Linked DNA regions of Mus musculus: region 2 is linked to region 1. The links are chromatin loops, found by intact Hi-C in ENCODE. Cell type or tissue: heart. All regions are shown on one strand. Each heading gives the region's core, and the rest is flanking DNA. Links, peaks and the distances in the headings are about the cores only.

Region 1 (2,913 bases), core at 193-2,692:
GGACTGCCTGCCTTCTCGATGGGAGCGAGATAATCCATTTTAAGTCCCAGTGATTAAGATTTTTGAAACTGAATCCCTCCCCAGTCAAACATAAGAGCAGAGCTCTGATTACCTAATATTTTATCCACAGTATACTTGCAAGTAGATCATTGTTAGTGATGGTGGAGATAAAGCCTCTTGCTGAAGGGTCTTTTGGTAATTATGAATACTTTTGGCCAAGCTCTTATCAGATCTGGTTGTATCATCCCTGTCTGGCGTTGAGAGGAGGGTTTTGAAACGCTCATGCCAGGACTTGTGATGATCCATCAGGGGCTTGCCTTTGCTTTTTACCTGAATTATTAAGATGATCTTCTCTCCATGGGCACTTTCTGTAGACATCTGTTGAAGGTTCTATTACAGGAGCATTAAGTAATATATGACAATGTACATACCTACATGATCAGTCACATAGAGAGCCCAAGGGGCATCTAATGAGAAAGCAATAATTGACAGTGCTACCTGGCCCACCCGCACTTCAAAAGTTATTGATTTGATGATTTTTTTGAGATATTTCTTAGCCATTTCTATTCAAGAATGTTCTATTCTGGTTTCAGGCCCAGTTTTTGAATGAGTTGTATATTGTTTTTTGTTTGTTTTGAGTGCCTTGTAAATTCTGGATATTAATCCTCTGGCAAAGATTCTCTTGCATTGTGGGCTTCCCCTTTACTTGGTTGATTCTCTGTCTCTGTTTCTCTCTGTCTCTTTGTCTCCCCGTCACTGTCTCTTTGTCTCCCCCCACCTCTCTTTTTTTCCCCCTCAGAGTAAGTCTGGCTGTCCTTGAACTAACTCGGTAGACCAGGCTAGCCTTGAACCCAGATCCACTTGCCTTTGCCTCCTGAGTGCTGGGATTAAAGGTGTGCACCACCATTGCCTGGCAGTCTCTTTAGCTGTGCAGAGGCTTCTCAGTTTCATGAATTCCCACTTGTGTGTTGTTGGCTTTAACTCTTGGGCAAACTGAGTTCCATTGAGGAAGTCCTTTCTTACACCTATATCATGCATGACACTGCCTATGTTTTCTTCCAGCAGCTTCAGGTTCCACGTTCAAGCCTTTGAAGTTAGATTTTGGGCAAGGTTATAGATACAGGTCTAATTTCATTCTTCTTTCACGTGGACATCCAGTTTCCCCAGCACCATTTGTTGAAGAAACTTTCTTTTCTCCCGCTACTGGTTTTGGCATCTTTGTCAAAAATTGAGGAGTAAAGTTACTTATGCTCATGTTTGGGTCTTAATAATTGGTCTTCGTGCCTCTGTTTTGTGCCACACCATATTAATTTTTATCACTGTGGCTCTTTAATTATAAACCCTCCAACATCGTTCTTTTTGCTTTTGTTTTTGTTTTGTTTTAGGACTATAAGGATATTAGGGTCTTTTGTGGTTTCATATGAATTTTAGGATAACATTTTCTATTTCTGTGAAGAATGAAATGGGAATTTTGGTTGACATTGTAGTGAATCTGTAAGTAGATTTTGGTAAAATGGTAACTTTCACAATGTTTACTCCACCAATGTGCAAGCATGGGGTCTCTTTCCATTTTCTAAGGTGTTTCTCTATCTCTTTATTCAGAGGTTTAACATTTTTATTGGAGAGGTCCTTTACTTCCTCAATGAGTTTGATTTCTTTTTTTCTTTTTTACTCTGTTATGAATAGAATTCTGTCCATTATCTCCTTCTCTGTATGTTTGCTGTTGCTGTGTAGGAAATCTTTTGATTTGTGCAGATGGTTTCTGTATCCTGGCATGTTTCTGAAGCTATCATTTCTAGAAGTGTTTCAGTAGAATTTTTGCAATCTCTCATCTCATCTGTTGTCGAGCGCGCCCCCAACTCGCCAGCAAGAACGACGCCACAGCAGGATCCTTCTGCACACGTTTATTCAGTCCTGTTTCTTCTTTCTCTATATCTCCCTTGTTTTTATATCTCCCTTGTTTTTATATCTCCCCTGTTTATATCTCCCTTGTTTTTATATCTCCCCTGTTTATATCTCCCTTGTTTTTATATCTCCCCCACTAATAGTAATCCTCTCTCGAATAATAATCCTCCTCTAACCCGGGCCTCTCACTCTTTTATACTCTCAGTTCCCATCCACGCACAGCAGGCCACACCACTTCACCAGGCACGCAGCTTCAGCTAATCAGGGCATCAGGGGCAAATCTCCACCAAATTGGATTCACCTGTATCCTGGTACACCTGCGCAGCACTCAAGATGTTTGTGTCTTATATGAGGAAGTCAGGTGCAAGTCATATGACTTAGCTGCAGTCCCTGGCGCCTTTGGGACTGCCGCCACACCCGCTCCCCACAATCTGTAATTTGGGAGAGTTTCTCTTATATGTATCCCTTTATTTTCCTTCTCATGACATATTGTTCTAGCTAATACCCTAGCACAATATTTGGGGAAATCCCTGTCTCCTTCCTGACTCAGGAGGAATTGCTTCAATCTTTGCCCTATTCTAAGTTTTAGAATGATGTTTACTGTGGGTTTCTTATATAGAGAAGTGTGCTTCTTTTACTGTGTCTATAAGTATGTTTCTTTTTAAATTTTAATTTTTTAAGTTCACTTTACATCCTCATCACAGCCCCCTCCCCTCCTCTCCTCAGTCCCACCCTGACCAAACCCTCCTCGAATTGCCACCTCCCCTTCTGCTCATGGGGAGATGCCCTTGGGTACCACTCCACACTGAGACATTTAGTCCCAGTAGGACTACACACATCCTCTCCCACTGAGACCAAATCAGGTAGGGGGAAGGGATCTAACAGAAGGGAACAGAGACCAAGACAGTCTCTGCCCCCCCCCCACTTGTTAGGAGTCCCATATCTTTTATTGTGTTGAGGTGTGTTCTTTCTAGCCCTATATTTTTAAGACTTTTATCATGAAGATGT
Region 2 (2,913 bases), core at 132-2,631, 450 kb before region 1:
TTTCTCCAACATGGTAAATCAGACATCCTTCCTAGAACAATAAATACACCCACAGTTGAATAAAATGCCTTCTAAAGTCAGGTGTGGTGGTTCATGCCTTTAATTCCAGCACTCAGGAAGCAGAGGCAGGTAGATCTCTCTGAGTTTGTGGCCAGTCTGGTTTATAGTTTGATTATAGCACGTTCCGGGCCAACTAAAGTTACATAGTGAGACCCTTTTTAAACAAACAAACAAGAAAGCCTCTTAAGGGCTGGAGAGATGGCTCAGTGGTTGAGAGCACTGATTGCTCTTCCAGGGGTCTGGAGTTCAGTTCCCAGCAACCACATGGTGGCTCACAACCATTTGTAATGGGATCTGATGCCCTCTTCTGGTGTGTCTCAACAGAATGACAGTATATTCACATACATAAAATAAATAAAGATTTGAGGAGGGAGGGAGGGAGGGAGGGAGGGAGGTAGGGAGGGAGAGAGGAAGGGAGGGAGGGAGGGAGGGAGCCAGCTAGCCTCTTAAGCTGGGTGGTGGTGGCGGTGACAGAGGCGCACCTTTAATCCCAGCACTCAGGAGGCATAGGCAGGTGGATGTTTAAGGCCAGCCTGGTTCATTGTGAATTCCTAGACAGCCAGGATACATACACCCTCAAAAAAAACACAAAACAAAAAAGAAGAGAAGGAGAAGGAGGAGAAGGAGAAGGAGGGAAGGAAGGAAGAAAGGAAGGAAGAAAAAAGAAAGAAAGAAAGCAAGCAAGCAAGCAAGCTTTTCAAATACTGCAAAACAAGCCATCATTCTCAGCTGGCAAGGAGGGGTATTTTCAGGAATACTTATGGAAAGGTTTTGAAAAATCAAGGAAGCATTCCCCCCAAAAGCCACTAGTGCCTGTGATGTAGAGCTGGGACACAGGACTGGGTGTTGAGATGGGAGGTCAGATCAAAGTCCCTTCAGGTAGGAAAGGCCCCAGGTCAAAGGGCAAATAGGGAATGGACATGAAACAGACCTACTTCTCAGTCTTCGTTATATGGCAGATCATTCCAACCTTCAAAGCAGGATCCAGCCTGTCCACCTCCAGGAGGCAGAGGATGGGTGAGCGCGAAGGCAACTTTTATCTCCCTGCTTTCCCTAACAGAAGTACTCCTCAGATGCAGGCCCAACGTAGTAACCCACAGCTACAAGCTACCGAGTGCTCCAGGGGCAGGGAAAGTCTAGCAAAAGCTAAGGCACACTGCATTGGACCCGTGCAGGCTGAAGAGGGGACAAAGTACCCCAGCATCAGCACAGTGGACGGAGCCAGCATCAGCACAGCACCTCTAGGGCTGTCTGCGTACTGACACCCACCTGTAGGTGAGACTGTAAAAGGGACTGTACAAGGGACTCTTGCAGGCAGACTGGCTGCGGTGGCCTAAGGCTTATGGGCCCCTGGAGAATTCACCACTACTGAAACACTGCTGCGGACAGCAAACCACCAGGGCAGAAAGAACAGGTGCAGGGAAATGGAAGGACCCTTCTAAACAAAGGGGAGGGGGAGAATGACAGACAGACCCTGGGCTCCACAACACCAGGGCACCTTTTCAAGTGGCTGCTGAGGACAGGAGAGGGCGCTCTAGAGCTGCGGTTCCAGAAACCCTCGATGACCGCCCCTCCACTGGAGAAACGCAAGACAACTTCAAATGTGTTTGAGAAGAAAGGGACCAACAGTTGGGTTTAATACAAAATCATCTCGATTCAGATGTGAACAGAATAATGACCACAAAGGCAATGGCAGCTCAGCAGGAAGCCATGTTCATGAAACAAACTAGCCTGCTATTTACAGGGAAACTGAACAATACACTTTTTCTCACAGCAGAGTACTGAAGAGGCTACTCTGACACCGCAGATATCTTGTGTGAAAACTGAACTAAAAAGAAAAATCTAAAGACTACACAGGTAATAGGTAATAGGTAATAGGTAAGAATGGTGAGTCTGTATTTTCTGGTTAAGGTTCTACCCTATCCCCACAGTCGTGGCTGTGAACCTGTGGCAGGCAGTTAAGAGCTGGTCTTTGCTGTTGGTGCTTCTCAACCGTAACCGTTGTTGCCCATGTTGCAGTGACCTCAAACCATAAAATTATTTTTGTTGCTACTTCATAACTATAATTTTGCTACTGTTGTGAATCATAATGTAAATATCTGTGCTTTCTGATGGTCTTTGGCGACTCTGTGAAAGGGTCATGTGACAACCCTAGGGGGTTGTGACACACAGGCTGAGAACCACTGGGGTAACTGGTCTCACATACCAGAACTCAAGAGTTGGAGGTGAACTAGAAAAGCAGGGTACTGTGTGCAGGACACAGGCGTAATAAGGAACAAGCACAAACTGCTGCAGCTCAGCTTCATGTGCACCAGGTAGACCACAGGCAGCATGGCGAGAAGGAAGCTGGGCCCAGGAAATGTAAGCCCAACACGGAGCCAAATCCACAAATCTGCTTTCCCAAGCAAGCATGGCTAGGGCAGCAGAGCTTCCAGTGTGTTGTGTGTAGAACTCACAGCAGGCAAAGCGGAAGTCTATGTCAGATCCTCAGCCCCAGTCCAGCCTTCAGGGACATGAAGCCCAGGGGAGTGGACTGGCTAAGCGCAAGACCACCACAGCAGGGACTGACCAGCTTGTAAGTATAGGGGCGCAGTCCTTGGCCTCCGTGTAACGCCACCGTCTGCTACGATAAAAACCCAGCAACCCTCCTAAGAACTTGAAAGGGCTGAGTCTCTGGCACATGCACAAATTTCAAAAAAAGAAAAACAGCAAGGTAAACCCAATACATAAGCAAAAACTGTAAAATCTGATGCCAAGTGATTCCTAAGTAAGAAATAGGTTCAAAAAACTTATGAAAAACCATGTTGCCAATGAGTGAGCAGAAAGCAATCTCAAAACCGAGACTAGGAAAGT

Evidence for each region. Peaks named below come from ENCODE experiments on the same cell type or tissue, not always from the same donor. Only the 100,000 strongest peaks of a DNase experiment are listed, where the experiment ranks them.
Region 2: it touches region 1 in a loop (2.4-fold over the local background); 2 of 42 quality-filtered maps call a loop at or near these places.

Annotation. Positions count from the first base shown.
Region 1 is chr13:35,323,800-35,326,712 of GRCm38, reverse strand. No RefSeq gene overlaps it. Among named protein-coding and RNA genes, the nearest start is that of Gm22674, 32 kb to the right of the region's middle. In heart, for the core only: no CTCF peak of the experiment used is centred there; no DNase peak of the experiment used is centred there.
Region 2 is chr13:35,770,739-35,773,651 of GRCm38, reverse strand. The region is part of intron 3 of Cdyl (chromodomain protein, Y chromosome-like); the gene reads right to left. Among named protein-coding and RNA genes, the nearest start is that of Cdyl, 110 kb to the right of the region's middle. In heart, for the core only: a CTCF peak has its summit at 1,585 (motif pointing right); no DNase peak of the experiment used is centred there; H3K27ac peaks cover 562 bases.